Regions from separate parts of the Homo sapiens genome. Here region 1 is linked to region 2. The links are chromatin loops, found by intact Hi-C in ENCODE. Cell type or tissue: ascending aorta. All regions are shown on one strand. Each heading gives the region's core, and the rest is flanking DNA. Links, peaks and the distances in the headings are about the cores only. Region 1 has its middle 94 kb from the start of LINC00477. Region 2 overlaps LINC00477 (long intergenic non-protein coding RNA 477).

Evidence for each region. Hi-C counts contacts between places; a loop is a spot of excess contacts. Peaks named below come from ENCODE experiments on the same cell type or tissue, not always from the same donor. Only the 100,000 strongest peaks of a DNase experiment are listed, where the experiment ranks them.
Region 1: a loop joins it to region 2, with 3 times the contacts of the local background. A loop is called at or near these places in 6 of 110 quality-filtered maps.

Annotation. Positions count from the first base shown.
Region 1 is chr12:24,484,548-24,496,328 of GRCh38, forward strand. It overlaps a transcript of SOX5 not described here. Among named protein-coding and RNA genes, the nearest start is that of LINC00477, 94 kb to the right of the region's middle. In ascending aorta, for the core only: no CTCF peak of the experiment used is centred there; no DNase peak of the experiment used is centred there; H3K27ac peaks cover 2,815 bases.
Region 2 is chr12:24,557,128-24,568,908 of GRCh38, forward strand. It overlaps LINC00477 (long intergenic non-protein coding RNA 477), which reads right to left. Exons shown (of 4, transcript NR_029451.2): 3 at 10,535-10,662; 4 at 9,837-10,081. It also overlaps a transcript of SOX5 not described here. Among named protein-coding and RNA genes, the nearest start is that of LINC00477, 21 kb to the right of the region's middle. In ascending aorta, for the core only: no CTCF peak of the experiment used is centred there; DNase peaks (open chromatin) are centred at 3,975, 5,094, 5,754, 6,104 and 1 weaker place; H3K4me3 peaks cover 4,716 bases; H3K27ac peaks cover 5,381 bases.

The DNA.
Region 1 (11,781 bases), core at 1,913-9,912, 72 kb before region 2:
TCCATGTTTGTGTGTGGGTTTGTGTTCGTGTGTGTTGGGATTTCTTACTATTGTTGAATGGCTTGTGATAAAATAACTCTCTTAAAGAAACTGAATTACATTTTCCCAGTGGGAATTAACATTATGTATGCATCGTAACAAAACAGCCCTTGTTTTCCTTGAGAAAATCGTGTCAAAAACATTTCTGAAATCACTTTCCAGTGAACACTCAGGACCTTTTTCCATCAAATTATGATAGCGTTAATTAACTTATATTCTTCTCAACCCCTGTTTTGCATAAAGTTGAATCCAAAAAGTTTAAATCTGGAGGTAGAAATAAAACATAAGTAAATGATAAAATTAAATAATGTAAAACCCTTTACTAGAGATCATTTTTAAAAACACATGGAAAATAAATACTTTTGTATTCAGAGCGGTCAGAAACTCTGAGGGCTAGAAAGATAAAAAGTTGATCCAGGAGTTGGAATTTAAGGGAGGATTTACAAGGTTCGGACAGATGGAGAAAGGAATAAGAGTATTTAGGTATTAGGAAAATGGTCTGCACAGAAAAGTGGAGATGGGCTCAAGCAAAATAGAAGAAGGAAACACAAGTTATTCAACAGAACACTAAGAATATATCACAGCAGAACAAAGCCGGTAAAATGTGAATACCGCATCCCAACAAATAATAATGAAAACATAGGCCAGATGATTAAAATAACATTTGGAGGATTCTCAGCTTCAACTTATATAAATAATTGCAAGATTTTTCTAGCCTTGATAATCAAACTTCTATCTTGGAAGCTATTAAAAATAACTTTACCAGTATTTCAGATTAGGATATGAGTAGCTTAGAACTGGCATTAAAAGCACAGAATTGTCCAAACAAATTGTGAAAAACGAATTGTTCAAGAGTTAAAAAACATTTTAGTGATGTACGGGAAAATGACTCGACCAGAAAGGCTCCAATTCGCAGTTTCTCTGCCTTTGGCTTTCTGCGTGGCAACTACTCTGTAACTGGTTTTCTTTTATCTGTAAAATGCTTACAATAACAAGTACCCTTCCCATTTGTTGTGATGACTAGGAAAAAAAAATGTATCTAAAGAGCACCTAGAAATAAATGTCTGGTATCTAATAGTTATCAATAATTGGTAACTATTACTATTATGTACTTTTCCACAGTAAGGCCTATAATATGATTAAAAATGTTTTTATCATCCCTCCCCTCAACCCTAAAATGCTTGTCTTCCTTTTTCCATCTGACAAAAACATGTGGGTCTTTCAAGCAGCCACATTTTACACATATTCAGTACATGCCTCCTGCCAATATTTTTTTCCCTGTAGGCCTTTTCAATTTTTATAAATGTTTTGAGATGCAACATATATAAAAGATAAACTGCCAATCCATATACCTTTCTGTTGTTGTTGTTGTTGCTGCTGCTGCTGTTGAGACAGGGTATCTGTTGCCCAGGCTGGAATGCAGTGGTTCCATCATAGTTCACTGCAGCCTCAATCTCCTAGGCCCAAGCCATCCTCCCACCTCAGTCTTCCAAGTAACTGGAACTACAGGCACTAATTTTTAATTTTTTTTGTAGAGACAGGGTCTTTCTGCGTTGCCCAGGCCAGTCTCGAACTCCTGGCCTTAAGCGATCCTCCCACCTTGGCTTCCCAAAGTGCTGGGATTATAGACATAAGCCACTGCACCTGGCCCCCTATGCCTTCAGTAGATAATGTGAAACTCAAGGATCTCAAAACCTGAAGACTTACAAGTAACCTGGTCCAGCCACTACCCGAAGTGTGAGTTTCTTCTCTACCATCCCACCAAGTAATTAAATTTGCCTGTGTGGAGTACGTCCAGGAAGGGCACTCTTTCTGATTAAAGCCAACTCCAATCTGAAGCAGTTACAATGGGAGACTCTTCCTTTGACTGAGCCCACTATACCTGACTCCCTCTAAAAACTGCATAAGAAAGAAATCTAGGTACACTTATGTCCACAACTCTTTCCCATTTGGGAGGTACCTTGTCCCCTCTGGCCTCTCTTCTCGATCTTTCTCAAGCCCCCTCATCATTCTGGTCATTATCCCCTATAATCCTTTAAAGCTATGACTTAAAGCTAGTTAAAAATAAGACTCATAGAATGTAACAGAGTAGTTTCAGGCCCACATCAGCAATATAGCTCTTTTTCTAGATGTTCAACTTCTGTTAATGTGACCCAACATCATTCTAGTTTCAGGCACAGCCTAAGCAATGTTACCAACACCACAATGTTAACATGTACTGAGTCCCTTAAAACCATTAAACTCTTTCTTTCCCTTGTAATATGAGGAAATCACTTCTTCAACATCTCCATGTGTGTAGACTTGATGTTGATCCCAGTAGCAACTCCCCCCAGCTGAGATGAATTTGCACCCTGATACTGGTAAACAACACACTGCTCATTTATTCCAGGCTGGTAGGGTCTTCAAACGTGCTCATTCTACCAGCTCATGGGGAGAGTGAGTTATATATTATGGTCAGGGACACAGCCTTCTAGCAAGACACTAGAAGTTTTCACTATTATATCAATCCACGGAGCCAGTGTTCTCTGTCTCTAATGTTAAATAATTCTAAAGAATATTTAAACTTCTGATATGCTAAAATGAAAATTTGATCAAAGAAGTTAATATAAAGCTTTTCACTGAACATCCTAGCTCCCTGCACCCCACTATATCTGTGAATTAGTCTTTGAAAACACTGTAGATTTCCAAATAATCCAGAATTAGAACCAATAGATTTATGTCTCATTTCATTTATCTGACAACAAAAGTTAAATTTAAAAGCTTAGGAAAATGTTTCTTTATAAGTTTTCCAAACTAAACTACATTATATTTTCTAAATATCATCAATGCTTCTTTTATAAAAACCAAAAGGTAAATATCATAAGGGGACTGTATACAGGAGAGACTGGCTCAACAGGATATTTTATGGATATTCATTGACAGGCATGAGGAGGCTGGATTTGCAAGAGGACAAAATTTTTCCCTAATATTATTTGAATATGTTAAATAGCTCATTTCTTCATTTTAAAAATATGCAAGTTAAAATCCCCCTTAAGACTCCATTTAAGACAGAGCTATTCCAGAGCAACAAAAATTACCTCTATTTAGCTGACATTCAACTTTTGGAGATATTTCTCCCAAGAAAAGACAGTGAATATTGAACTGTGGAGCTCATTCAAAGAGGTTGTCATCACCACAACTTCTGCCTGTTTTACTAAAGACCCAGCTGCCAGAAGATGAGTAAGTGCCTCTACCATCAGGTTCATAGTACCCAGTGTCCTCTTTTTTTTTTCCCCAAAGACAAAAACTTTCAATAGAATTTTAGAGTTCAGACAACGCAAGGATTCAGTACGTTTCAAACCCAAGGAACAGAAGATAAGGGTAGAGTTCTCATCTCTCTTCCGTAGCAGGATTGGGGAACACCTTTATCACCCAACTGAAACACAGTAGAGGAAAACTATATGACTATTATTTCCCTGGAGCAAAATTAAAACAGTTTTTCATTTGTTAAACTGTCAAAAGATGTGGGCTTTTAAAAAGAGAAAAAAATGCTGACAGTTGAATGAATCATCATGGATCTATTCAAGTGTGACTTAAAATGTTTGCTTTTACTTAAGGTTAAAAAAAATTATTCAACTCTTTATACTATAGGCCATGTCCTATTATTTATTTGTTACCATGAGTTGCCAGGTTCCCAGATACAATGCATGTCTGATCAACATGTTGCAAAAAGATCTACAAAGCAGGGTGTGGTAACTCACCCCTGTAATCCCAGCGCTTTGAGAGGCCAAGGCAGGAGGATTGCTTGAGGCCGGGATTCAAGATCAGCCTGGGCAACATAACAAGACCCTGTCTCTCCAAAAAAATAAATTAGCTGGGTGTGGTGGTGTGTGCCTGTAGTCCCAGCTACTTGAGGGGCTGAGGCCAGAGAGATTGCTCAAACCCAGGAGTTCAAGGCTACAGTGAACTATGATGGCACCACTGCACTCTAGCCTGCATGACAGAGTGAGATCCTGTCTCAGAAAAAAAATCTACAAAATATTACTCAATCTGCAGTAGCTGGATCTGACTAGAAATTTTCACATTTAATTTTGAAGATGTTCAATATCTAATCTTTTATTTTGTCCTAAGTAATAAGTGTAAGTATTTTAAAATCCTCCTGAAACCCCAACCCCACTCTTACCCAGACTCTTAAAACCATCCAGTCTAGATAATCAAAGCCAGATTGTCTTCTGAAGCATGAAGGTGATGTTAGGTGATTTCCATTAAGCAGAATTATCCTAAATCTACACGGCATCCACAAAGCATCACAAGTTAATTTTAATACCTTAGAGATTTCAAGGATTCTATATTTTTAAAATATTGTAATAGAAAGTTAAAGACGGATGGAATGATGTCCCAGAAAACTATATTTATTGTGCTAATGCACCATTTGTCTTCTAGGCAAGCAACTAAAGGTCATTTGTTCTTCATGGCAAGGGTTGAAAATAGTTTGCATTGAAGGTCTAACTTACGGGACCAATGTGAAACCCCTCAGGCCTAAAGTGACCTTTTTATGCCAACACACACGTCCAAATCTCTTAAAGAGGCAAGCAGTGATGTTTGCACTCAGATTTTCAGTTACTTCAACTCTCTTTTCCTAAATGACTCTGATGGAGAAATTGGAATCATTTGCTTCATGTAGATTTCAGTATACTTGTTCAACTATCAGAGCCAGGTATCAGAGTCAAATATTGGACTGAAGAGGGGGCAAGTTTCCAAGCCTACATTTGCCAAATGAGAGGGAGAGTGTGGGAGAGAGAGGCACGTGGTGAAATCTGTTTGGGAGTGGGAGCTTGCTTCCTTTCCCTGGGGGTCTAAGTGGACTTGCGGGAGGCTGTTCAGTTATCCCACAGCTGTGCCTGGAAGAAACCCAAGGCCCAGAGAGAGCATGCCTTCTTCAGAAGAGTAAGGATCTGAAGAAAGAAGAATAAAGAGAGAAGGAGATAAGGCCTACAATTAAGGTTGATGGCGATTTCACTTGACAAAAATCTTCATGCTTCCAAATAGCCAGGAACTTTAGGAATTCTTGCCCCAGATCACTTAATAAAAAGAATTGTTGAGCAGTGGAAAAGTTGCCATCTTCAGTTACATCTATCCCCTTAACACATACCCGTTTTCAGGTGGCAAGTTGGCCATATTCCTGCCATCCCAAGGCAGGGCAGCAGCACATCCCTTATCAGCAAACAAGGCTCTGATGGCTACAAAGGGGTGTATGCTTTAACTTTCTCTTCCACATCAGCTGGGGCTGACTTTTCTCTCAGGCTTTGCTAACTACACGTTGGGATTCCTGCCTGAGAAACGTAGTCCAGAACTGCACCCAAAACATTGTCTAACTTTTAATGTGGTGTTTAAAGACACCTACTTTCTAGTTCACTCACTACTGCCCACAGATACAGAAGGCAAAATCAGCGTAGAAGCCCTCACAGCAAACCTCTCTTGGGTTCACAAGTCTTACTGCAGTGGATGGCAGACTTCATACATTCAGCGCACTGCTTTGCCACATTTGGGTGATAAAACAATGACACAGAACAGATGCTGCAATGAAGAGAGGAGAGACCATTTGTTCTATAACTCAGCTTTCTTTTGGTTACATAGTCTGTCATTATGCAGAGCAAGAAAAGTATCCATGGCACCTAGAACAGATTCAGATTTTAGTTTGAACTTGTACGGAGTTCTTAATCAAAGAAAAGAATTGTGTCTTGGAATTTTGCCTTGTGATTTCCCAAGATTGTTCTCAAGATGGGCATTGAACAGTCAGGGGTAAAAAAGGAAATAGATTGCTTTTATAGTACTTTTCATATCATTTTCCTTCTATTTACAATAAAGTAAATGAGGCTGTTACTCTTTTTTACAAAGCATTTTCTTTAAAGATGACCGTTAGTACCATGCAAGCACATTTTGAAACAGGTATGAAACCAGTGTGCCCAACTGTGGCTGAAACCCAAACAGCAATTTTTTTCCACTTACACAGGAAAATTCAGGAAAAAAAAAATGGTTACATGGGCAGCTCACAGTTTCTTTTGGAATGCTTTCATGGAAATTCAGGCTGTATTTGATACACACACCATATTTTTTTTAATGGTGTTGTGTGGGTGGGTTGGAGGCACATGAAGAGCTCCAAAATCCATATAAATATCCAAAACCAGAATGGAGAAACTCTCTCATTTCCTTGTTATTGTCTATTGCTCATTTGCTAACTGTTACTTGAAGCATGATACTCTAATATTCCTTTTATGCCTCTTTTAAACTTAAACATTATAACACCAGGCCTCTAAAACACATGGCTAAAAAATGATATCACCCCCTCAGAAAGATTTTTAAAATAACAAAATACCAAAAGAGCTGCCATATTCAAAATAAGAGGTGAGGCAGGCTTACCCCCATTCCTTTTATCCCAAAGCCAAGCAAGATAGACAAACCAACCAACTAACAAAAACCCACTATCTCTTTCTTTCTTTCTTTCCTTCTTTCTTTCTTTCTGTCTTCATGCCAGGGTGGCTGCCTGGGTGGTAGCCATTCATGCTGGCTTGTGTGTGCTTGGAGTGAAGGGCCTAGTTAATGGGAAAATTACAGATGACTTTGTATGGTGGGTTCTGTGATTTACATTTGTGGTAAAACCCAAGGCAACTTATCTGTAACTCTGACTTGAATTGAGCCCTTACATGGAAATTTTTCCTGCTTGTGGCAGTACCTAAAACCAGCTTTCTGGGAAGGGCTCAAGATCCTACTCTTCCTAGAGCAGCCTTTGCCAGGGTATTTTAACCTCTTTTACTATACCAATCATGATAGTCCTGAACATCCCTCTCACACCTATCAACCAAAGAAATGTTCACTAGAGTCACTTGCTAGTGTTTGGTCAAAAAAAAAAAATTCTCAACCTATGTAAAATGATAAATTATGGATTTCAAATGTTAGAAATCATATTTGAACCAAACTTTTTAAAGTAAAAATGCAAAAAAAGTCCTTTGAAGTACAGAGGTAACTAAAGCATATTAAATGGACCAATACAGCAAACCATAAACAAGAACAAGGAGATAAAAAAATGAGGGGAAAAAGGAATGAATATATCAAGTCCTGATAAACACTGGGTTCACATTTGAAATCCAAGACTATCTACTGCACTTAACCAGTGCACCAAAAGTATGTATGTAGTGGAACTCAGTCTATCTTTCTTAGACTGTTCTTCCTCATGGCAAAGGAAAACACTTTATTTTTTACTGTTGTAGGAATATGCCGTTTCACACTCCAAGCAGAGTTGTTTTTTTGGTTTTGTTTTGTTTTGTTTTTTTAAGGTAAACTACGAGCCAGCAGGTTGCCACATGTTCAGAATGCATTTGCTGAATTAGGAACCCAAGATCTTCACTCCATTTAATTGCTTTGAGACAATAAAGTATAAACAACTTTGGTTAAAGCAAGAGCTACAAGCAGACACACATACATTCTCACCCACCTTTTGGTCCTAATAAAATCTTTAAGCTTGGTAACCTTACTCAAACTAATCAAAAGAGGAAGGAAGCATGGCCATCTGTCTCCCCTTCATATTCGCCTGTTAGCTTTGTACCTTTCAAACTGGTTAAAAAGGATTTCATAATCCAAAGTTCAAGGGTAGTACCAACGAAAGCTCAACAACAGAAATAGCTGTTGATTTTGGTAACTAAAAGTCAGGGAATAAAATGGCTTCTGATTGATTGTTTAGCCTCATTCCCCCAATTTAAAGGTCCCTGAAAAGTCTCACCTTCTTTGGTGTGAAGCAAAAATAACTATTTTCCCCCAAGAGGAAATATTGTGCCTAAATTAATGTAAATTGCATACTATGATACTTCTATCTTGGGAAGTTCAGTAAAACATGACTATTGCAAAGAAGGGAGGGTAAGGTTCTAGACAATAAGGCACAATACCAATAATGATCCTGAAATGATGAAAAGCAATCATTTCATAGACTTCACTAAAGTTGCTTTGAAAAGTCAATGATTCAATCCCCTCAAGTATTAATAGAAACAGAGACTTGGGGTTATAATAGACACTTGAGGCCATCTTGTCATTGGCAAGAGATGCTAAACAATGTTACCATGCCTGAATTACTTCTTAGAGTCTACAAGTGATACTTACGTATTTTGTTCTTGATACTTCTGATGAAAATTGGCCTTTTATGAAAGAATGGGCTGTGAAATAGTTTAGATTCATTGTTACATATAAGGTCTCAGGTGTTAGGTTTCAGATGTGAAATTTTGAGTGTGTATTAAAATTTTTTTAAGAAAAAAATAAATTCCAATAAGAAAATTCAAACATATATAAATGCCACTAAGCCTTTTGATGACTTCTTCAGTTTTTCTGCTCCAGTAAACAAAATATTTTAATTGCCATGAGCACCCCTGATAATATAACCTGGTCTTTCCCAGTACTCAAGCCCTTTATCTATTTTACAAGCTGGTTTACCAAAAGGGCAAGGTTTCCTGAAGGAATCTCATCTCTTGTTAAGAGTATTTTTTTTTAATCAGACTTTGTGAGGCCTGCCTATTTTAAAGCTCCCAACAAATGATATCCTTTTCATACTATGGGATTTTATTTATGGGTGGGAGATCAAAAGTCTCTTACCAGTTTTTTCTACTGCGCAAATTTGAAATCGCTGGTTAAAAATCAGTGTCAACAGTATTCAAAATATTCAAAACTGTCAAGATCACTGAAAACAAGCAAAGTCTGAGAAACCTAGGAGATATGATATTAAATGTAATGTGGTATCATGAATGGGATTCTGGAACATAAAATAAAAAGAAGTAAAAACTAAGGAAATTAGAATAAAGTATGGACTTTAATACTAATGTATTAAAACTGGTTCATTAATTGTAATGTAATTCATGTATTACAGTAATGTAAAATGTTAATAATAGAGAAAACTGGATATCAGGTATGTAGGAGCTCTTTGTACTGCAACTTTTCTGTAAATGTAAGACTCTCTGAAATAAAAAGTTTGTTTTGGCCGGGTGCGGTGGCTCACGCCTGTAATCCTAGCACTTTGGGAGGCCGAGGCAGGAGGATCACAAGGTCAGGAGATCGAGACCATCCTGGCTAACACAGTGAAACCCCGTCTCTACTAAAAATACAAAAAATTAGCCGGGTGTGGTGGTGGGTGCCTGTAGTCCCAGCTACTCGGGAGGCTGAGGCAGGAGAATGGTGTGAACCCAGGAGGCGGAGCTTGCCCTGAGCGGAGATTGCACCACTGCACTCCAGCCTGGGTGACAGAGCAAGACTCCATCTCAAAAAAAAAAAAAATAGTTTGTTTTTAAAAAGTCAGTATAGTGTTTATAAAAAATCAGTAAAAAGCCAGTGATACATTGACTTTTTAAAAGCAGAAGTACTTGCATCAATTGATCACTTCCTCAATGATCGAATGTATTGGATGATGTGAAATAACTGAAAAGTACACAGCTCTTTTGAAATAATGATATCTATTGAGATTCCCTGTCCACAGTGAAAATAACTTCAGGATTTTCAGCCTTACAAAAGGATAGAAAATGTCTGGGTAAATCACACTGACGTGTAGAACATATACATAGGGTGTCTAGGTATGGAAGTAACTCCATACACTTTCGTTCCCCCTACAGCAGACAGGACTGGGCAGGTAATAAGAAAATATAAATAGCTCCTCTTGCACCTATAAAGAATATAAAGGCAAGATAACTATGGGACCTGATGGTTTACTGCTCCCTGATGATCAGTTGCCAGGGCAAGAAACTGGAAAATGTTTTCTAATGCAGGCCATCCAACAAAAAGGACAGCAAATAATAATACCTTTGAAAATTTCAAAGTGCTTCCCATTTATTATCTCATTGTATCCTTATAACAACAGTATGAAACAGATAGCATAGTTTATTATTATCATAGTTCATGGCAAAAACTAAGATATGGAAAGGTTACAAAACTTAGCTGAAGTCACACCATAAGTGACTGAATTCCAACGAGCATTCAACTTTCACAACTTCAACCCCCACCTTTACTCTTCCCTGGAAGTAATGTGGTTTCAAGAAAATAATTTTGTGCTGATGTAAATGTTGTGTTTCAGAGTGTAAGGCATAACATTCTAAGTATAAGTCTATGTAAGGCAGTTCCAAAGTGCCATGATTCCCCTTAAAACGAACTACTAATGAAATGAGAAGGGTATGGCAGCATTAAAGAAATTTGATTACTCTTTTCCTCACTATCAATGTAATGAAAAAAAAAATACCCCCAAAAAACAGCATTACAGAATTAACTACAAAATTGCTCATAGAATTCAACAAATTTATCGCAAAATATAGACAACTGGGGTGCCAATTAGGGTTGGATCTGATGACTGAATGTTGTATCATCTTAGCCTTAAAAAGGTAATTTTTTTCTCTGATACCATGATAGCATGGCAATTTGGAGTACTCATTGCTAATCTATCAACTATAACTACTTTTGTTATAAATTTGTTCACAGAAGAGTTAAAATCCATCTTGTTTTCAATGAACCATTGTCAAATTAAGGACATCTAGTTATACCCTGATGTTTACTCAAGAAACAGTGAAATTTACTTCTTCAATTTGGCTACAACTACAGAACTATCAGAGTAATATATCATTCAACAACTATCTATTGAGTATCTGTTATGGCCCCTGCAGCACAGTATGGACCAAATATAAGTAAGATATGGATCCAGTGTGTTAGAAACTTAATCTAATCAAAGAGAACCAGTATGAAGTAGGTTCAGAATCAGAGGACATGAAAGGGAAATGAGCAACTTTCTGGTTCTTATTCTTTTTCCTTTCAGCAATTAGAACTACAAAGAGCCCAAAAGGTATGTAAAGTATTAGAAGACTTATTCAGAAAAGATTTTCACAAGATGATCCTTAGGAACTCAATTTCGGAGAATTCAACAATGTTGCATTGCAAAGTATCAACCAATAACAAATCTGGATGTTGATTTCTTTTCCATTTGAGTGAACACTTGAGAACAATGGTTTCTCGTAGGTCAGCCTCCAAAACAACAACATCAAACAGATACACGCCATTTCTGGTTTAGGTTCAAGGGTCTGATTAAAGAAAGCGTTTTAAGTTGTGAAGTGTATTTTATGACATACCAACATGTAAAATTGCACCACTTATGAATAACTACTTATTAACTAATGAAACAAGAGAAGGTGTATATTTGAGAATAAAAATCAAAAGAACCACAAGGATGGGGGAGGGTGTGGTACGCAAGGAATGCAGATCTCCATCTAGAGCTCAGTTCCGAGAGAGTCCTTTCCTAGCAGAGGCAAAGATGAGGTTGGGATTTTTGACTCTGGATAATTTCTTAGTGTTATAAATCACTCCAGATTTCTAAACTATACTGAGAATAAATAAGAAGTGATTCCATGACTTTATTTTATGACAATAAATTCAGTTGAATGTGCCACAGTGATCTAAACTGTTCAAGGCAGAACAACTTTGAAACACTCTAATCTCATAACTAAACAGAGTTGAAGAACAGTAGTCTCTATACTCCCCGATCCAAAAAGTGGGGGTTGAAGGGGTGGAATTCCAGAACCTTAGTAACTACAACTTCTGCTCATTTTCAAGCAACTCCTACACAAGCAAAAATACCTATAAAGAAGAGTAACGCCTAAACATCAAGAGGTTACTTAGAGTTTACTCAAACTTTTTGGAAAAGCCAAATTGGGCTACAAATCCCTGGAGACATAGTTTGCCTCTGTTCTTTTT
Region 2 (11,781 bases), core at 1,774-9,773:
CGCTTGTAATCCCAGCACTTTGGGAGGCTGAGGTGGAGGATCACGAGGTCAGGAGATCGAGACCACTCTGACCAACATAGTGAAACCCCACCTCTACTAAAAATACAAAAATTAGCTGGGTGTGGCCGCGCATGCCTGCAATCCCAGCTACTCCAGAGGCTGAGGCACAAGAATCCCTTGAACCCAGGAGGCGGAGGGTTCAACATCCCTCCGCCTGTGGACCAACATAGCGCCACTGCACTCCAGCCTGGTGGCAGAGCAAGACTTCATTTCAAAAAAAAAAAAAAGAAAGAAAGAAAGAAAAAAAGAGGTTAAGAAAAAAAAGGAGGTAGAACCCTGTAAGTTCAGATCTCTAAATAACGTTTTGGATGAATCACAGACCTACAAATGAGATAGCCTTTCTCCTCTCCTGATTCCTTCCTGAATTCCCTCACTTCCAACAGTTTAATTGGTGTTGAAGTAAGAAAAAATGTCTTAAGCTACCAGAGAATACAAACTGCGTATCAAACTAAAGTCCGCTCATCCCTATGACTACTGTATTATTTTTAAGCTATGTACATAGGATATCATAAAAACATACAGTAGTTGAATGACATGTAGCTGAGCATCAGAGATACAATCAGGTCTTTGTTTTGGGGTGTTTTGTTTTTACTTATAATGAACTTTAAGAAATAGAAAATGAATGGACTTATACTTGTAGAATTCAATGCCACCATCACTAGTACTCCCCAAGATACATTTTTATGGCTCAATTTTGAAGGATGGTTATTTAATGGTTATTTACATGCATTCAAATTTTTCCTAATTTTGTCAATATGCTGCCCCTACTGAATGTTATCCTTAATTGCAAGTAAAATCATTAGTTGCCTATAAGGTATGATTTGAGTAGTCCTGAAAAAGTCCTCATGCATGTAAATATTTCCTCCTGGCAGCTTTCCTTGATACCTGTAATTGCAACAAGTTTATCTCTATGGAATTAGACGATCATAATAAACTGCCAAAATAACAGTAATATCATCTAGTTTGAGAATTAAACCATAATGAACTATTAGCAACTTTAAAATAATTAGCTTATGAGCCAGAGGTTAAATGGGGCAAATGAGGCAGGAATTCAGAAGGGCCCATCAAAGCAAAATGGACTGTCAAGGGCCCATCCTGAAGGTCAGGGTCCTCGCTGGTAAAGCCTTCAAAAGTCCCGTGTAGGCAGATAAAGGAGCAGGGCTTTGGAGGAAACAACCCCCCGCGAAATTCCGCTAACTCATAGTTAGCCTACCTTTGACCCTGACTCAATTTTAAAGACAAGGAAATTGAATTTGGTAAAATTTATTAAATAGTCCTACAGAAATGTCCCCATATGGCCTGGCTAAAACAAACTAAAAGTGCCTGATTGTCTGCCCTTCTACTGAGCCTTAAGCACTCCATTTCTCCCCTCTTAAATATCAAAATTCATTATATTTAAGCAAAAGGTTAGATCTTTGCTTCATATTTTTAAAAACTTCACTTTACTCCTTTATTAATGGCAACTTTTCATGCAAACGAACTCTTGGTTAATTTAAGATCTTGAAATTACTTCTCCACATCAGAAATCCCTCTCATAAATATTAGGTATGAGTGATTATTTACGTTACATCACACACACAAAGTAAACAACAAAGACCCCACTCACATTTGAGAATCATTTACTATTCCAACTCCCCAAGCTCCCCCAAATGGGAAATGGAATAACCAGACTGATCATAATTGGATTAAGAACCATAATTCTTTAATTCATTCATCAAATTGAGGCATTTGGAACAGTTTATTTACAGAGTTGTTTAGACAGTTTTGTGTGGTGTTTTTTAAGATAAACCAAAATGCCTTTCTGAAATAAGTTTCAGATCCCAAATCATTAACATATGAAAACCAAATGCAGACAATTTACAAATGGGTGTTTTAAAACAATGTTTGGAACAAAATTGGACTTTTATTTCATTAACTATCTACAAATCTAAGTTCAGGATATAGTTTATTTGAAACAGCCAAGCACTTTCTTCGCCTTTAAAATAAATCTTCATTTCTCAGACTAAAAATTTTTGACCAGTGCATGAGGGAATGCATTTGACTTCAGGCCTAGACAAATAAGTTTCCAGGTTACTCTCAAAACTCCAATTATAGCATTCTCTACCACTGAAGTTGATTGGATATTGGGTGAATCATCCAGGTTATGCCAATCAATTATATCCAACAATTATACCTGCTGGAAATCTAAACAGTATTCAACATTAGAACTCTCCGTTATTTGAAATCCAGTGTATTTTAGGAGATTAGGAAACATAAATTTTGTCCTGTAAGTTTTACTTTTTTATATAATCTGAACATACCCTCAAATCAATGATTACTTATCACTCAGAAAAAGAACAGAGCTTTTCAAGAAGGTAGTACATACTGTAAGCATTAGATCATATTTTAAACTTGCTTTGTAAGTAAAAAAAAAAAAATTCTTTAAGCATTTAAATTCATTCCTTTAACTGGAAAAGGTAAATTTAGAAATTTAAATTCTCCTTATCACTCATAACTCACCCCCACTGAGGACAACCAAAAAGATGACAACATACCTGAGTATAAACTTCACTCTTTTGCTATTTACTATTTATATACTCCACAGATAGCATCTTTCCAAGTGTATATTCATTTTTTTTCTTTTACCAAACCACGTGTCAGTCTAAACAGGATGTGCACTTACATGTATAGAACTAACTTAATTTGAATTAGCCATTGGACCTCAAATGCCTAGTTATTTACCAAACAGGTTTTGGAGTTTTGAATTCTATATACAACATGCCATTCAACCAGAACTGTTTAAGCTCAACAACAAAACTAATACAAGCTTTCCGTATTAAGAATTGAAGTTTTTCCTGTATTAAGAGTTTACACTTGCAAGTCTGTGTCAGATTGGATCAATACTACCCACTCAAAAAGGCTACAAAATGAATTTTTTTAAACCCACAGCAAGAAAAAACTGTTGATTCTTCAGGAACAAGGTTGTTAGAAGAGAGATCACTGGAAAGAAAAGGGGGAAAAAAGAAAGAATTTCAAGCAAGTATGCTACTATGTAATTAACACAAATAACTAAATAATTATGCACATCCCTTCCCACCCCCACAATTAAATGTTTTTAAACAACTCATGTGATGAAAGATCTACCTTTTAGGCAAACAAAAGCAATCCCTAGCAGTTTAAGGATTTAAGGCTGTATTGCATCAGTTTTAAGTGATGCTTATGATTTTTATCTTGTATAGTTCTGAGGAATAAACAGTTGATGGCATAATTTGCAGGAGAACTTTGCACAGTGCCTAAAAGAACTTCCACTGTAAGTACTTATGATTTTAAATCATTGTGGCTGAATTTATCTAGGCTTCTGCCTGGGAGCTATATTTAAATCAGGAAGAAGCACCCCTAGAAACTTTGTTCCATGTATCTGCATTTGAAACCAGATTCCTTCCCTATCTGAGCTAACAGCAATTCTCATACAGCTGAATTCCTTTAAAATTAGACAGATCAAAATTTAGCAGTTCTGTAAAGGCTCTAAGAAATCGTCCTCCTTTTAAATGCTATAAAAGTCAAACTTGAAAAACATTTCCGTATACTTTAAAGCCATCTGGCCCTTAACCTAATCACTCTTGGCCATCGAGCCTCACTCCCGTAATCCTGATCAAAAATTTTCCTCTGGTTTTTCTGATGGAAATGTCCATTGCCTACAAATCTCACATGTGCCTACTTCATTGGCCTGTTTGTGTCTGTGTGTGTGTTTTCAGGGTACTAGGGGCCATTATTTATGAAAAGCAAGGAAACAAATCACTGTCCAGTCCCTTTGCAGATTCCCACACTTACTGCCCCAAATCCCACAGATTTCCCTTGGTCCTGCCCTTGGCTAAAGAACTCTGCTGAGCCAGAAGGCAGTCCCTGGGGACACCTCCTTATGCCTTCCTTGACAAAGTCCTTTGGCTATCTGGGTATGTGAGGATCTCAAGTGGGTTCCAGCAAATCCCTAAACTTTTGTAAGAAAGTACAGTTGACTGCCACCCAGAGTGCCTGGACTGCCTGGCACCGAGTGTAGGGCTCTGCATATTCACAGGATTCCTCGTCTTGACCTGCTTTAGCTGAGAAGGGAACACATTAAAATGAATTCACATTCATCATCACATTCTGAATTTAGTCACAGAAACCAGCGTCTTCAGATATTCACCAGGGTCAATCTATTTATTAATATAGTCGCTTTGCAAAGTGTAGGGAAAATGACTAATAAAATATGTAAACAGTGCTTCGTGTGCATCCGATCAATACTCAACAAACTGCTGCTCTCCAACGCAAACATTTCCAAATCCAATTTGATTTCAACTCGTATAACCTCTTTTCATTGCTTCTTATTGCTGTAGCCCCAAAGTGCAAGCGAGATTTCCCAAACCCGCGCTTAAAGTGACACAACACGTGAGTGGTCTTCACTTGGTACACTGAGTGAGGTGGGGGGAAAAAGTAGTTGCAATTAGAATTAAAGCTTCCGGTCTCTGAAATCCCTAGAATCCTGAAGGATGAGACTTGTTTCAGAAATTCCGGGCGGGAGGGAGGGGGAGTGGTAGGGAGAAGGATTGCAGAAAGCGAAACAAAAAGACGAAAGAGTCGGGAGGTGGGGGTGACTAAGGTTAGGGGGTGGGCCAGGGGTCGCTCTGATATCCTAGAAGGGTTAAGGGGCTTTGTCCAACTTTTAGGGTCTGGCCTTGGACATTGGCCGCGATGCCCAGCACAGCCCAGGGTTCTCCCCGCACTCTCCTCTCGCATCAACCACCTCCACCGCCACCACTTACAAAACAATACCAGCAACAGTACGCAGGCTTCCCAACAAAAATAGAAAGTTATCCCGTCTCCGGGTCGGGGTCCAAGCCGGCGCTCCAGGGTCCCCCGGCCAGCCGCCCCCGGGGATGACAGGGCCACTCCGCGCCTCGGGCCGCCTCCCACCTCTCCGCCACCCCCAGCCCAGTCCCCCTCCCTCTGTACTTGAGGAAACTCCGGCGGCGGCCCCCTCCCTCCTCCGCGGCTCTCCAGCTGGAGCCGGGAAGGAGTGCTGAGTGGCGGGCCCGGCGAGCGGCAGAGGGGAGCTCTGCGCCTTGGAGGTCTGCCCACAACAACATCGGGACGAACAACAAAGTTAAAACGCAGCGATTCACGCACCTTACCCGGTCTCGTTAATGCCTCCTCCGGCGTGGGATGCAAAGTGGCACAGAGGCGGGCTGGGGGCCCCCGGGAGGAGACTGGAGATGGGTTTTGGTGGCTCGCCTTTTTCACTCTGTGTGTGTGTGTCTGTGTGTGTGCGTGTGTGCCGGTGTGTGTGTGTGTGCGCGCGCGTGTCCCTCTCTCTCCCCCCGTCTCTCGCTCGCCCGCTCGCTCGCGCTCCCCGTGTTGCTCTCAAGGACGAGGTGAAATCCCTTTGCTGGTCATGAGGCGGCTTCAGAGACAAACAACACAATGCGAGTGCAAATAACAAAAGGCAAAAAGACAGTAGGAACAATGGGGGAGGCGAGGGCAGCGCACCAGCCGGCGGTCACCGCGGCCCGGCGCCCGCCCCGGGGGGTGCGGCGGGGGCGGGGGGGGGGCGCGGGGGCGGTGCCGGGGGCTCCCGCTCCCTCCAGGTCGCCCCCGAGCTCCCGCAAGCCCACCCTGACCTCCTTCTTGCAGCTCGCCGCCCGGCCGCCCTCTCTATCCATCCGAAGGGAAGGAGCCCCAGAGTTTTCTTCCCCGTCTGCTGCAGAGTAACTAGATTGTAAATAACGCGGCGATTACCCACACCGTGCAGGAATTTTTTTTTTATCTGCCCTCCACTTAAAGGAGCGATAAAAATGAAATGGCAGGAGTGGAAGGAGCCAGGGAGAGCGGGATATCTCTAGATCTCGATGGAGCTCGCATCTATAAATACGCATTCATGTTTAGTCAAGTCCCTTTGTCAACTTCTTCCCGGCGCCTGAGCCTCAGCCGCTGCTCTGCGCCCAGGACCTGGCCCCTCCCGGCCCCCTAGTCCAGTGGTCAGGCGGTCGGGCCGGCAGGGAGGGCGCGCGCGGGGGGCTGCGGGGTCCGTGGAACCTTTCCGGGAGGCGAGCCGCGGGCTGCTGGGCGCGGAGGCTGGAGCCGCGAGAGGTTCGGCTGCTGAAGCGGCCACTGCCTCCCAGAGCCAGGCTCCGCGCCGCGCGTCCCCGCCGCCGCCGGCACTGTGCACCCACCTACTCCTCGGAGATTGGGGTAGGGGAAAAAAGTTTTGAGGCGCTCTCATCTCTGCCTCCGGGGTGGTTGAACTGGTTTGGTTTTGTGTTAAGCGAAGCCAAAAAAAAAAAAAAAATCACCACACACACACACACACACACACACACACACACACACAGACACACACACACACCCCAACCCAATGCCCAAGAACCAGGGAATGAAATTTAGTGATATTTAGGGAGAAATAAGGCTGGGCGCTGGGCTCCGACTCTTTCTGCCGCGACACTTGAGTGGGCGCGTGGAGCCGAGAGAGACCCTCAGAGTCCCATCCCCATCAGAAGAAACTCCGTCGGTGATGCCCTGAGCAGAAGCTGTGGGGCTGATTTAAGTGTGTGCTCTGACAGCTCCCGGGCTGCTCCGGCGCTTATCTCTTCTAATCTTACTTTCATTGACTTAAAACAGCTGCCGGTTTGCCAGGGGAAAAAAATCCTATTAAATCTCAAACCAGGGTGGGGCGGGGGCGGGGGTTCCTGACAGTGATCTTCCCAGAGCTAGTGTCCAGAAAAGAGCAGGGGGAAGGGAGAGCATTCACGGGGGTGGCTGCGTGTTGGGAAGGGGGTGATGGAAAGGGGACTAAGGAAACAATTCGAGCAACACGTTTCTTTTCCTCGCTGTAGCCTTCTCTCCTTTTGCTTTTATGCCGAGGTGCGTGTTCTCTGTCCCCATCTCTGTAATTCTCTGCAGACGCGCAACCATGGACTGCGCCGCGTCCCTGGGCACCCCCAGCATTACCCAGAGTGCAACAACACCATCAGGAGATCAATGACCAGACTCTATTTATTCTTCACGCGCCTAGAAGAGCAGGACTCCGGAGGAGCTTGGGAGCGAGGCTCGGGGCTTGGCTGTCTCTGGGCGATCTCTCCCAGACTTTTTCGGGCTGATTTCTAAACGGCAGTTAGTAAGCAAATGTAATTTCTCAATGCATGCCACACATACCAATCACAATATATTCACCTAGGAAAGTGAGACATCCTTTCTACCCCTTTCCACCCTTGGTAGATTTGTTTCTGGAGGTGGGTTGCTAATACCTGAGATTTTACACTTGTCAAGGGCGGAAACTTTCCCGGGTGTTTGATGATTGATTATGTGGTACCTGTTTTCTAAAAACGGCTAAACACCTTTCCCTGGAACAAAAGTGAGAAATGTAAATCTTAATAACTCAAGGCAAAAATTTCAAAGTGTAAGCACAGCTATTATCCACTCCCACAAAGAAAAGCTTCCTCTTACACAAATATTTGATAGCATAGAGCCCAGTAATTAAGAGAACAATCAAATAAGCTCAGGGCTTTCGTGGGGACTTTAAATTATCATCTGCCTAGAATTTATAAGCAGTGCAATCATTTGCTGCTTGGATATAACTCTGGATATGGCAATCTAAATGTCCATCCTTAAGCAATTTTACTATGTGTTCCTAAGTATTTAATGAGAGAGATGGATAATAATAATATTCAAATTGCTGGTTCAATGTAGCTTCATCAACTGTGTGAAAAAATTGTGTGTGTGTGTGCATGAAACACATTTCCTATATGTTTCCTTTCCTTACATTTTCTCTACCATGCAAGTTTCACATCAGAGCCACTTGCACATATGGCATAAGAATTCGTTGATGATCGTACTCCACCTTAAATTTAAGTGTTACTTTTATTCTAAGAGTTCCCAGTGTATGTTGAATGGTTTCTTCTCTTTTTGTTGTTGTTGTTGTTGTCGTTGTTGTTGTTTGTTGAATGGTTTATTCTCATAGTACATATGTAGTTGCTTTACAAAGTTAGCTATTACTATGTCAGGCCCAGTTCCTTAAATACTGTGCAAGAAGCAAACAGGGCCCAACTACAAAACAAGTTGCCTCTCGCTACTACTTATATGAACATACTTAACGTTTGAAAAGGGATTGTCATTTACAGTGAACATCTGCTGGGTCGTAATCCCTTTCTCTCAGACAACACCCAGGGAAGAAAAAGTCTTCTGGCACCTGACCAGTAGGTTACGAACCTACCTGCTTGGCCTAACCCCACCAAGCAAAGCAGTGCCACCTCCGCAGATTTTCAGCCTCTACTGCTTCTTGAGTGTAACCGTTTCTGGGGCCACTAGGCTTCCTACTGGCAGAAGAAGGGAAGCCAGAGGGAGAGAAGGCACAAAGTTCCAAAACTGCCTAGTGAGATACTGGTGAAACTTGAATTACACCAATCTCTTTCCTCCTTTCGTTCCTACAGGCAGCATAACTTCCAACCACATATAGTTATTGAAACCACATGCCCTTAAGACTAAACCATGATCATTATACAGCAACAGCATAGCTGATCAAAAACTTCCAGTGGGATGTTTGTTTGTGTTGGGCTTAAAAAAAAAATACCCTAATTTGTAGCGGGACTGACACATTAAAGATCAGCGTTTCCATTTATTAAGCATTTGCTATGTACCAGGATGTTGGCCAAATGCTTTTTTAAAAATGTATTTTGTGTCTCCTTCTCACCACAAACTTGCAAGAAATTTTACATCCCTGTTCTTCAGATGAGAAAACTAAAGCTCAGAAAGGTTAAATGACTTGTCCAAGACCATGCAGTTTTTAAGTGATTGACCCAGGATGCAAATCCATTGTCCAGTGTCATGCTTGAGCTTTTTCACTTCACCTTGATGCCATGTACATGTTATATTAGGGCCAGTTTTCAGTGGCAAGTATTATTTCATTAAATAGATAGATATAAAATATCAAATGTATACTATGTTCATGCCAGTCATCAGCTATGTTGGTATCCACACTCGTGTTGGTCATTAGATAACTGAAATTTCCAAGAAAATCGAAATGTGCTATACATGGAGTGTACGTGTGTGTGTGTGCGTGTGTATGTATATATATGACATTTATATATATTTTATGTGTATGAAATTGTCTTATTTTGGAGGCAAGGCGATTATGTATTATATATATATATACATATGTATGTATCCATATGATGTATATAAAAATGCATACAATATATTGTTAAGTAGCTACAATTTTTGAATTCCTATCATTTTACAGGCATTGTTCTAGGTGTTTTATGTATATAAACGTATTTAATCCTCACAGCCACTCCATGAGGTACATAATTTTATTGTATCATTTTACAGATAAGGAAACTGAAGCACTGAGAGGTTATGTAACTAACTTGCCCGAGGTTATACGAATAGCAGGTGAAAGAGCCTGGCTTCAAACCCAGGTAATCTGGCTTCCAGACCCATTCCCTAACCACTCCGCTATACTGCCTTTCAATATATGCACCCAGATGTATACATAATATGCATACATAAATTTATGGGCAGATATATACCATATGCAGCTCTCAAAATATGGGGGAAATAAAAGCATATAACTGACCTCTGTATCATTTCCATCATCATATTCTAGTTGCCTCCCAAGGCAACAAGAAATATTATTGATAGGAGAGGGCTTTACACTGCCCACAGTATTCAAGATTCTCTAATAAGTTTTGAGTCCATCTCAATCCCTCCAACGTATTTGGAGATATTCATGGACTGCTAGGAGATATTAGGAGTATACAATGTTTGACCTTAGCCTATTTTCATAAGGCTCATTTTGAATTTATTCGGTCATATACATTAAAAATAGCAGAGACAAGTTACTTGGGAATCCTAAAGAAGAAAGAGGGATCTTAATAAGTATGAAATCCTGTGACGGCTGGGCGCGGTCGCTCATGGCTGTAATCCCAGCACTTTGGGAGGCTGAGGCGGGTGGATCCCGAGGTCAGGAGTTCGAGACCAGTTTGGCCAACACAGTGAAATCCCATCTCTACTAAAAATACAGAAAATTAGTTAGGTGTGGTGGCGGGCGCCTAAAATCCCAGCTACTCAGGAGGCTGAGGCAGGAGAATCGCGTGAACCAGGGAGGCGGATGTTGCAGTGAGCCGAGATCACACCATTGCACTCCAGCCCTGGCAATAGTGTGAGACTCGGTCTCAAAAAAAAAAAAAAAAAAAAAAAAAAAATCCTGTGACATAGGAGATAGAGGGAAATTTAGGTGATACAAGAGACCAAATATGTCATCTTAATGGTTATGAATTATCCATTTTTATATTTTTCTAAATTAGGGTAGTTTGTCAACCCTTACTCTGTTAGTAAGAGAGTAACATATAACGTTACGATGTCAATTTTAAGTTTAGCAGTTATGGGCCCAAACACTGATACCCTTCAAAGGAACCTTAAAATACTTTTTTATAAGAGTCCCCGATGAGACAGGTTTATTTACCTGTCTCGTCAAATGCAATGTCCATATCAAATTTTGAAAGTGAGCTTCTCAAAACCAGCCAGTGTTGAAAAAGTATTTTGAGATCTTCTTCTCTTGCTCCTTCTCTTCTAAAATATTTAAGGGATTATCTAAGGAAGGAGAAATAACTGACAATAATCTTCCTTGGGCATTCTTAATCCCCATAACATCTGAGATATAGACATCGAAACTATTAACTTTCCTGGGTCTACTGTACCTCTTCGGAAAAACTGAAAAAGGCACCCTATACCTAACAGATGCCACACATTAAGCTCTTACTGAAAAAAACAAAACAAAACAAAACAAAACTTTTAAAGCCCTATTACAGATACATATGTTTTCATTTAAAAACTACTATGAAATCGAGTGTTCTTTTATTTAAACATCCCCCTGTGGTTCTACAAATTAAGGATCGGTAGTACTATATTAACAACGGAGAGCCAAAACCAACTGAACTGGTGAAAAACAGTTGGTAAAACTGCCAACACTGGTTTTGTTGCCGACGTTGACTGAAATGGGAGGCAGCATATATACTAAAGAATGAATTCTAGTTTTTAAAACTTTCCGATTTTTGTATGCATTTAGAAGAAACTCCTCTTTAGCCACAGTTTTGAAAAGTGGAAATAATGTATAAAACCCAGATACTTTGCACAACCAAAACCACAGTCACATTGCTCTTATTATAAGTGAAAAGTGTTTATTACTCTGATTGTTAAATTTTTTCCTTCCTGGGAGAAAAACCAGACGGAAAAACAAAATTGGTTCTATTCAAGTGAAACAACACACAGTCGCCACATCTTGTCTCTTAATTTACTGGTTTTCAGTTCTACTTCTTTCCTTTAATTTAAAAAAATGAGTATATAATGTGGGGGAAGTAGTTTTACACGTGTACTTTTTTTCAATATGTGCATTTGTTTCAGACTTAGCTTACACAATATATTCTGTGTTCTCAGTTGCTATAAAATGTTATCATAAATATATAGAGGAGGTTTATATGCAATGAGATACCTTGATTTTATTTATAAAGAAAAGAGGAATGATTCATATGCTTCGCTGCTTCAAAACTGGTAACAGAACTAATTGTCAAGCAGGGAAATAATATTTTAAGCTTGGGTCCCAGTAGGGTTTAGGTATTTGGGTCTGTGAACTCATGATAACTCCTGTTTCTGTTACTTCTTTATAATTTTTGGTATCAAATATAATTTTGGTGGTACCAAATTTTTGCAACA